Regions from separate parts of the Homo sapiens genome. Here region 2 is linked to region 1. A link is a contact called in ENCODE Hi-C or POLR2A ChIA-PET data. All regions are on one chromosome and are shown on one strand. Each heading gives the region's core, a stretch centred on a gene start or an enhancer-like site at or near the end of the contact. The rest is flanking DNA. Distances are from core to core; before and after follow the strand shown. Region 1 holds the start of LINC02458 (long intergenic non-protein coding RNA 2458). Region 2 has its middle 90 kb from the start of LINC02399.

The links. A loop is a pair of places that touch in the nucleus more often than their neighbours do. ChIA-PET counts read pairs that join two places held with the same protein, here RNA polymerase II (POLR2A). Pooled maps may share reads with other maps.
Region 2: a pooled map shows a loop between it and region 1 (5-fold over the local background). The contact joins the enhancer-like site here to the promoter of LINC02458 in region 1. A Hi-C loop is called at or near these places in 1 of 168 maps with a recorded cell type or tissue (naive thymus-derived CD4-positive, alpha-beta T cell) and 8 of 50 pooled maps. POLR2A ChIA-PET finds 5 or more read pairs at or near these places in 1 of 52 experiments (A673).

The regions. Positions count from the first base shown.
Region 1 is chr12:89,015,611-89,021,087 of GRCh38, forward strand. LINC02458 (long intergenic non-protein coding RNA 2458) reads right to left here and starts at 4,082. Exons shown (of 3, transcript NR_038385.1): 1 at 3,943-4,082.
Region 2 is chr12:89,855,338-89,860,601 of GRCh38, forward strand. No RefSeq gene overlaps it. Among named protein-coding and RNA genes, the nearest start is that of LINC02399, 90 kb to the right of the region's middle. RefSeq lists an enhancer at 2,718-2,767. Within about 2 kb of position 1,279, at least 4 of the 41 ENCODE cell types and tissues checked have a DNase peak (open chromatin) inside an H3K27ac peak, as active enhancers do.

The sequences.
Region 1 (5,477 bases), core at 2,832-5,331:
ATATACTTTTGCATTTCCTTTGCATGAGCAGTACATTTTGAAAAACAAGAATCAGCATATTTGCTAGGTAAAATACAAAATGTTTTTAAAATATAGTTTCTGTTAAACATCTCACAAGTCCTTCTGAGATCATTTTCAGAGTGATGAACTCCTCTTAAGACAGAAATATAGTAAGTTGTCTCCAGAAGAGAATAACTAAATTTCATGTACATTGACACAGAGAGCCACAGAGGGGAAGATAAACAATATCGCTATCATGCTAAGCAACTGCATGGATCAACACTCCCTTCAACTCTCCTCTCATTACTGAGAGACTGTTTTTGCTGTGAAAGTGCACACCGTTCTGAAATTCCAGGTAAATGGAATCAGCTGTCATGGCAGAAATAAAGGACAAGGAAATTGACGTTTGTTGGCACTGTGCAAAGCACTGTGTTTTCTAATTTAATCCTCAGGACAAATCGATGAGGTAAGTTGCATTGGCCTCATTGTAAAGATAAGTTATTTGAGGGCTGCTGAGGTTAAGTGACTTTTTCAAACCAGGCTGACTTTTCAACTCACTGTGACTTTTCTTACTCACTGTGGTGAATAAGCATAAGAAAATATTCATCCTTAGATTCATTACTGATTTTTTTTCCTGCCGTTGAAATAATTATTTTACTTTGCATCGAACATCTTTGAGTCTATTGTCAGGTATTTCTCATCCACATTTTTATTTTAAAATCGGGGCTAATGCAATTCCATTCCTAGATATTTTCTTAAAGAATTGAAAACAGATACTCAAATAAGTAAATGTAACTCATGCTCACAGCAGCACAATTCACGATTGCCAAAAGGTAGAAACAGCCTTAATGTTCATCAACAGATGAATAGATAAACCGACTGTGGGACATATATATATTCTGTTGTGTATATATCTACAAAATAGAATAATATTCAGCCATAAAAAGAAATGAAGTACTGATAACATGCTACGATATGGCTATATCTACAAAACATGTTGAATGAAAGAAGCGAAACACAAAACATCACGTATTGTATGATTCCATGTATGTGAAATACTGTATCCAGAATTGATAAATCTATAGAAACAGAATGCAGATTGACAGTGGTCAGGGCTGTGGAGGAAGGGGTAACAAGAAAAAACGCTTGATGGGTAATGGACTTTACTTTGGGGTGATGGAAATGTTTTGGAACTAGATAGAAGTAGGTGATGGTTACACTGAGTTGTCGACCTTAAAATGATTGATTTTATGTTTTATAAATTTCATCTCAGTGAAATTTAAATCAATTATAAATTGATCTTTTAAAGTCAGAACTAATGACCTTTCATCCAAGATTGCTGCTGAGGGCTCTTCTGTTTTTTCTTTTCTAGATGGAGTCTTACTCTGCCGCCCACGCTGGAGTGCAGGAGCGATCTCGGCTCACTGCAACCTCCGCCTCCGGGATTCAGGCGATTCTCCTGCCTCAGGCTCCCTAGCAGCTGGGATTCCAGGTGTGCGGCACAGTGCCCGGCTAATTTTTGTATTTTTAGTAGAGATAGAATTTCGCCACGTTGGCCAGCCTGGTATTGAACTCCTGACCACAGGTGATCCATCCGCTCAGCCTCCCAAAGTGCTGAGATTACAGGAGTGAACCACCGCGCCCAGCAGCTGAGGGCATTTTCTTTGTTGAGGAAAGTAATAGTGATGATCAGATTTGTAATTTTCCTGTATTAAATGCCTAGAACTCTACAGTCAACAGATGGCGCTCTAGTTCCAATTGTTACAGAAGTTCTCTGCCCATCCGCAAGCAAAGCGTTGTTTTCATCAGTGAAAAGAGAATAAACACTGTGCTTTAACTTTTTTACGTAGCTAAAGAAAATAAATAAAGCGTCTTAATTCCTTTCAGAGATTACTTTCAACTCAATTATGAAGTTAATATTAGACAGCGACTTTTAGAACAGAAGTCATACTTGAAAATATTATGCATATCAAAACAGCAGATAGAGTTTTAAAAAGCAAGAGTTTTACAAGCAGATAGACCTGGATTCTAATTTAAACCCTACCATTTTCTCACTGTGCGTCCTTGAGCAATTTGCTGAAACTCTTTGAATCTCAGTTTCCTCTTCTGCAAAATTTTGACAATAATACCTACTTCTGAAGGTAGTTTTGACAATTAGAAATAATGTCACATGCTTTGCAAAACATTTAGTATGTAGTAACTACTCAGAAAGATATAGCTATTCTAATTAGTGACAGAGAACATACAAACATACAGGTAGGATTTCTCTGCCTTAGATCATATGTGTTTAAATGAGTTTGAAGCATCAGAGATCTAGTTGTAAATTCTGAGTAAGCTGAAAGTGTTATACGGTTATGCTTTCTCTAAACCAATCATTGAAGTGATGCCATATTAATATGGCAGAAAGTTTGTAATATATTTTTAGGTAGAGAGAAAAAAACAGATTATAAAATGGTAATATAGTGTCATCCCAATTTTGTTTAAAAACAGTATACATCTAGTAAGATATAAACCAAAATGTTAAGGTTAGTTATCACTGGTTTATGAGACTATAGTTTATTTCTATATTTTTAACACTTTTCTGCATTTTTAATATTTTCTATAATAAATAAGTATTCATTTTTCATGACAAAAAGAAATGTCATGTAATAATATGAAGTCAAACATATATCAAATATTGATACTGCAAAAGTTTTCTTTTGTGAACCAGTTGAATCCATAGAAGGACCGCTCTCAGAGCTCAAACACAGTGCTCCAGGGTGCTACCTGCTGCTTAGAATTCTCCATAGGAGAAACGAGAAAAAGAAAAACCAAGCCCAGTTATGCTTCTCTGTGCCAGTTTTTCAAGCCAGCATATATAGAAGTATCTAGAAGATATACAAATGATTAGGAAACAGGAAGTTCAGCCAGCCACATTATTTAGGATCATGTCAAATACATCCCTAAAAATTAAAAAGTAATAATGATTTCCGTATTTCTTATTAATCTTAATTCGTGAGACAAGGCCTTTGTATCAATTCATAATAAATTTAGGAGTATTCGTGAAAAATTTTAAATACAATATATACTTTGACCAGCAACCCCACTTCATGGACACTGACCTACAGAAAGACACATTTGTGTACCAAGTTTCATGGCCAAGAATTGTACAGGAAAACATTGTAAGAACAAAGATTTCCACTAAAGGGGAAATGATTTTAACATTATGAGACATTTATACTATGTAATGCTATCCATCTGCCAAACAGAATGCTATAGACTTCTACATATGGACATGGAATGATCTCCTACACGTATTAACTGTAAGAAAAATAAGCAAATTCAAGAACTATTTCCCAAAGAAACCCCTTTTATGTTTTAATAAATCTATATGTGTGTATAGATTTGTATATTTATATATGTAAATACATAGAAATATTGAAAAGGTCTAGAAAGATACATACCCAGTTATTAACAATGACTATGTCTAGGAAAGGTCGTTTTTAAAACTTTATATTTTCTGAATTGTTTTAATTCCTTCATACACACACATTTCCATTTATAAACTTGAATTCAGTTGAACTCTTGGCAGGGATGGAAGACATGGTGTCCATCTAGCCACAGAGACATAACTGATAGCTCAGACTGGTAGGAGAATCAATTAACGCACTCATTCAACAAACATTTATTGAATATTTACAAGATGCCAAGCCTATGCTAGAAACTGTAGGTGCAAAAATGAAAATAGTAAAACATTGTCTCTGTCTTCAAATTTTCCACGAAGGTATACATACCTCATTAAAAAAATCTGGATTTTCACTTGTTCTTTATCTTATATGTTTTTTATAAAGTTAGTAGAAACAACGGTTTCTTAGTGTTGCAGAAAACGCAGTAATGAATCATTAACAATGAATCATTAACAATGAATCAACAGTGGCTCGAGGAAACATCTTTATGACTTACATCATTAAGATTTGAAGAATTGATTCTGCTCCCACCTCCTAACATATACCCTTCTACCCCTAAGCTCACGGTTGATGCCAAAATCTCTTTATTGTGAGTTACACGGAGACAGGAGCAGCGACGCAAGCTACGTGAAGTCTACTAAATCCACTGTTGCCCTCTCGGTAAACCAGTATGAATGCAGCAACAGGAAGGACCACAAGATGGCAGACTGGAAACGAGTCATGGAGCCTACAGCAGGCGATGAGGTGCTACAGCCAGTGGAATCCCGTAGCCCTGGCATCTGAAGAGAGACTGGGAAGGGCTTTATAGATCTGTTGAACGGAGGGATCAGAGCGAAGAACAATTTTGGCACCACTCTAGTGCTTGCTCACATCTCTTAGTGTTCTATTTAGTTGTTTTTACCATCTAAAAAACAAACCATGTTCATCTCTTCTTCCCACCCCAAATAGATAGTCATACTCATCAAAATCAATCATAGCTTTCTATTTTAGTATGATTGAGTAGCAGAATTTTTAAATTGGACAGGATCTCCCCAAATTTGAGGATGAGGTGCTTCATGCATAGGGAGGAGGCAGAAAGATAGATAGGGACCTGGTGGGACAAAGAAGCACAAGTCCACATTGTCATAAGGAAAGGCTCTTTTCATGATGTATGGGGACTAGGGTTGAGAAATTATTTTCAGGAAGTTGTGTGAGTAAGGCCAAAACTGTAATTTTCCAGACTTTATACCTGTGCATGCAGAGACACATAGGTAAAGATGTTGAGTAATGTGAAAGTGTACATTGGTGCTGCTGTTCTTATTTAAGCAGATAAAGTATCTACATAACCTATGATCCAGCCATTTCATTCCTGGGCATATATCTCAAATAAATCCTCACACAGGCTTGCAAGCATATATGCACAAAGATGACAGTGTGGTTTGTAGTGTCCAGCAACTGGAGGTAACCTGGGTGCTCATAATTGGGAGAGTAGATAAGTAAGTGGTGGCTTACAGATATTTACAGGATCATGCATAAAAGGGCAAATGGCCAAGCAGCACATATTTTGACCTGCCAACACGGTGTTGACCAGGATGGCTCTTGGAGACAGAAGGAGCAGACATCTGGGACCTCCAATATTGTCCTATCATACTCTGAGACAGTGCACAGCAATCTGGCAGGGCCAACTGTCTGACTCTAGGAAAAGGACATTGAACCTTGAGCTAGGAGGTTTGAAAGCTGTGATTGAGGTGGCATTGGCCTCTTTTGAAAAGCAAAATCCCAAAGTGTATTTTGAGAACATTGATAATTTGTTGTCAAGACAAGTTGCATAAAAAGCCGGCCCGGCACGGTGGCTAATGCCTGTAATCTTAGCACTTTGGGAGGCTGAATGGGTGGATTGCCTGAGCTCAGGAGCTCAAGACCAGCATAGACAACATGGTGTAACCCTATCTCTACTAAAATGCTAAAAAATTAGCCTGGCATGGTGGTGCGGGCCTGCAGTCCCAGTTACTTGGGAGGCTGAGGCATGAGAATCACTTGAACCCGGGAGAC
Region 2 (5,264 bases), core at 29-2,528, 840 kb after region 1:
ACCCCACAGCTATTCTCACTCCTAGCTTCTCCCCTGAGCCATTTCCTCTGCCTCCAGCTTGGGCTGTTTTTACTTTCCTCTGCCCACCCTCTCCTGTGAAGTCTTTTTCTTCTTCCTACCACCTTGCAGGCATTGCTTCTTTCTGTTGGTTCTCTGACAATTCTCCATTACTGATGCCAAAGCATTGCTTTCTTTTAACATGTCTTCTCTTCTCAGAAGATAGAGGAGAGGAAGAAGCTGAACAAAGCCAGAATCTTGTTTTGCAGACTTGGCAAAACTCTTAAAGGAGTAGTTTTTCTGTCCTTAAGAGGTAAAAATCTTTCTTAAAGCCTACCAAATATGAGGTTCTGCACTTTATTCTGTTCACCTCTTGCCCATTTAATTCTTCAATTTGAGTTCTGTTGCCTATTCCTTTTTGTATGTCTGTTACTGCACATTTCATTGTAGCTGATTTCACTCAGAAAATAGCCTTCAACTATAGAAATGTAGGTCAGCATCATATATATTTAGGATGTCATTCATATGGAAGATAAAAGACAAGAATCCCTATTGCAAATTTCTTCTTTCCTTAATCCATTCTAGTACATTTCAGCATTGTAGGTTTTGGTACCTTGATTTTTCTTATCTCGTAGGAAAAAAAGTGGGTTCTTTCATATTAATATTCAGGACCATGTATACACGTGACACAATAAACCACCATTAAAGAGATTATTTACCCAAACATAATATTTTCTAAAATTGATCTAATAAGTAAATAGCTATGACCATCAGCATGTGTATTGTAGGAATGAATTTGATGAAGTATTCATAAATTACGGGTTGAGGGATGAATTTTTGAGTAGCTAAGGGGCTCTGCAACTATGCTGGTTGACTGCTTATACACACATATACACACATACAGTTTAATAATTACATGGGGTATAGAAAAAGAGTTGGACAAATAAGTCTCATCCAAGTCTTTTCCCACCAAATTTGTCTCCGAACTAGGAATGCTAAACAGCTCAAAACTAGTGGACGTGAGCTTTATCCAGTTCTCTGCTTCTTCCCACTCTAGTTGGAAGTGCTAATGAACTGACAGCTCGAACAAAAGCCAGCACACAGTAGTCAATCACATTTTTATTGCATAAAAAATGAACCCCCCCCAAATCAGAGCACAAAATGATACAAGATAGAAGGGACTTCAGTGTATCCTGTTCATTTCTATACTGCGTATCTGATCCCTGCATAATCACAGAGTGGCTAAAGATGATTCATCTGAAAGACCTATTTAAGGAAGGAAGTGAAAGTCATAGGCTAAAAAATGGCCCATAATCAGGTGCTGACAGTTGTGTGTTGAAAGGTTCTATGTAAAGCCAAACTTTCCAACCACAAAAAGGGACCTGTTTTGTTCAACATTCTGGAGCAAAGAAATTAAGGGGAAAGCCAAGCTAAGATGAAAGGCCTAGAAATAGTTTTAACTTTCATGCTTGACACAGGAAAATAAAAGAAACCTACTGAGTAGATTAAACAAATAAATGTCCAATCATGCATTTAATTTGAATTCCCATGAAAATCTGTCAAATTTGTAGAAAGACTCCTAAAGTTTATTTTTGATACTAGATAGGCCATCTCCTACGCCAAAAATGGAAACGCCTCATAAAATTGTATACAGGTGACTTGGCGATTCAGTGGCAGACTGTTCAGATTGTTTGTTATTGATGTCCCTTGCTGCTTGCTTGTAAATTCATGTACAGATTCATTCATTCATGCATTTATTCTTTTTTTTTTTTTAAATTCAACACATACTTAGTTACTTATTCATGCTGGGCATTGGGCTAGGCTTTGGAGACACAACAAATATCTCTTCCTCTGTTAAGAGACTTAGTCTAGGCTGGGTGCCGTGGCTCACGCCTGTAATCCCAGCACTTTGGGAGGCCGAGGCGGGTGGATCACCTGAGGTCAGGAGTTCAAGACAGACCAGGCTGGCCAACATGGTGAAACCCCGTCTCTACTAAAAATACAAAAATTAGCTGTGCGTGGTGGTGGGTGCCTGTAATCCTAGCTACTCAGGAGGCTGAAGCAGAAGAATTGCTTGAACCCAGGAGGAAGAGGTTGCAGTGAGCCGAGATCACACCATTGCATGCCAGCCTGGGTGACAAGAATGAAACTCTGTCTCAAAAAAAAGAAAAAAAAAAAAAAAAGAAAGAAAGAAAGAAAAGAAACTTAGTCTAGTTTGTCAGAGAAGAAAATGAACTTTTTTCTTTCTTTTTTTTACTGTACAGTACTGTAAGTGCCATGACAAAAATAAGCCCATTCAAAATGCCAATTCAGACTGGGAAATCAAAGAAGGCTTCTGGGAAGTATTAATTGCTGAGCTGAGATTTGAGAAAGAGTGGGTTTAGCCAGATGAAGGAGAGGCACTAGAACATGGTTGCTAAATGCGTGGATTCTACAGCCAGGCTCTCTGGGCTCAAGTCTTGTTTTTTCCAGTAACTATGCATGACCCCAGGCAAGGTTCCCAACCTCAATTTCTCAGTTCTTCAATTTCAACCTCAATTTCTCAATTCTTCAACCTCAGATTCCTCAATTTCTCTATGAGTGGGGGTAACAATAGTACCTACCACTTACCTATCCCAGGTTTGTAAGGATGAATAAATGCATTGATATTCCCAAAGTACTTGGAAGAGTGTGTCTCACTTAAGTGTTACATAAGTGTGTGATGAATAAATACAGGGGGAGGATGGCGAGTGTCTTGGGTGGCAGGTACGGCTGGTGCAATAGCTTGAAACGGCATGCATGCTGCATTTAGAAGACAGTAAAGAATAGAACGCAGGGTCCATGACTGAGGAGCATCAAAAGATAAGGCCGGAGAGACTTGAAGGCTTTGGTAAGGAATGTGGTTATTTTCCTAGACACCATGAAGAACTCTGGAAATATTTTAAGCAAAGAAGTGAAAAGATTATATTTGCATTTTAAACAGGTCAGTCTGGCAACAGTGTGGAGAGTGGAGTGCATGATGGCAGGCAACTCTTGGAGGCAGGGAGGCAAATAAGGACAGTGTTTCCAAAAATTGCCTGATAACCAGACTCGTCTGGGGTGCTTCTAAAATATGCAGATCCCCAGACCCCTTTGCACTCGATGCTGACTCAGATGATTTGGAGCAGGTTGGGTAATCTATGTTTTGAACAAGCAACTCTGGTGATTCCTGCCTTTTCGGATTTTGCACTGAGTTAGGTGGAGGTTGTAGGCATCTAGGTGAGCAATAATAAGGATTTAAACAAGAGGAGTAGAAACAATGTGGTTGGAGAGAAGGCAGCAAATTAAAAAAAAAAAATTAAAGCCTAGCACGTTGGGAGGCCAAGGCAGAAGGAGTTTGAGACCAGCCTGAGCAAAATAGTGAGATCTCGTCCTTCCAAAATAAAAATTAAAAAATTAACTCGTTGTGGTGGCTCATGCCTGTAGTCTCAGCTACTCAGGAGCCTGAGGTAGGAGGATTGCTTGAGCCCACAAGGTGGAGGCTGCAGTACATACCACTGTACTCCAATCTAGATGACAGTGTGAGACCCTGTCTCAAAATGAAACAAAACATAATGATAAAGCAGTAAGACTTGGTGCCACATAGGAAGGAGCCTAGAATGACACTCAAATGTTTGGCTTTGGTGACTGTGTAGATCGTGAAAGAATTTGAAAGAAAAGCAGATCTGGAAGTGAGGTTAATGAGATCAGATTCAGATAGGTTGAGTTTGAAGTGTCAGTGAGAAGAGTCTATTCAGAGGCTGCATACATATGCCTGAGTGCAGAAAAGAGACCTGGGCTGGAGACTTGTAATTGGAAGTCGTTAGCACATAGGTAGTAGCTGAAGCTTTACAAACTCCAACATTTAATCAGTGGGTAGAACATAATCCCATTTTATTTGTTCATTAATTTATTCACTTAATCATTTATTCAACAAATCAATTTTAAATGCATATTTTGTGCTAGGTGCCCTGCTACCCACTTTTTCTATGCAGGAGACTGTGAAGAAACAGCTAAGAGGAAAAGAAGGAAAAGAGTAGTACTATCAAAGTCAATGGAGAAGATTGCGTCAAGTGACACTGAGACTCCAAATGAGACAATGAGAGAAAAAGGTCCCCTGGACTTAGCCAGAAACAAAGAGGTCATTAGTAATTTGGGAGAGAATAGAATAGATTCTGTTGAGTTACGGGTAAAGAAATTGGATCAGAGGTGTGGCTTGAGGCATGAATGGGTAGTGAAAAAGTGAAGTTAATGAAGGAAGAAGAGAGAAAAATGTGGCAGACTGCAGACATGGTTATAAAATCTTCTACCTGTTTGCCTGTCCCTTTGCAATATTTCTTTGCAGCTACTCCCATCAAGAGGTGGAGTTTATTTCCTCACCCTTTGAGCTGGGCTTGGTGATGTGGCTTTATTGTGATCAATGGGCCATTAGCAAATGTGATACAAACAGAAGCTTGAAATATGATTGTGTATTGGGGCTTGCCCACTCTTGCTGCTTTTGGGAGCCTTGTGACTGCAACCAGGTAAATATAAACCTGGAGCAATTTGCTGGAGACCTGTGGCCAGTCACCTCTGTCACTCTGCTGGCAGCCAACAACAACTGACAGTACCAGCCACCAAACATTGAGTGAGATGTTGAATCACTCCCTAGCTGATCTACTCACTGACTGCAGCTGCATGGGTGAGCCTTGCCAATTCTAGCAGAAGAACTTCCCAGCAAAGTCCAGCCCAAATTATTGATTCACAGAACAATGACTATTATTTTAAGACACCCAGTTTTGGGTGTAGTTTCTTACACAGCAAAACCCAACTGATGTAATAAGACCTTGTCTGAGTGTCATGGATTTCAAATGTCTAAGTTCTCTGGAGGTTTGTATGTGTCTCTGGGACTTTTGGCTGCAGTAGAAGGTCAGAAAAGCTATAGTTGTTCTTAGTCTCTTTTCTCTTCCTAACACATTGTTCCGGATAGAAACAAAAACAGAGTAGTATCCTAGAAATAGAATAACTGGGTTGCATAGCATTATTGATTCATGCAATGATATGGCTGAATCTTAAAATAATTATGTTGAGCAAAAGAAGCCAGACCAAACAAATAAACACAAGGAGAGTATGTATTGTATATTTCCATTTATTTGAAACTCCAGAAAATGTATAATCATCTATAATGAAGAAAGCAGATTAGCTGTTGCCTGGGGATGGAGTGAGGAAGGGAGGGACAGATTACCAAGAGGCATGAAGAGACTTTTAGGGATGATGTATATTCATTATTT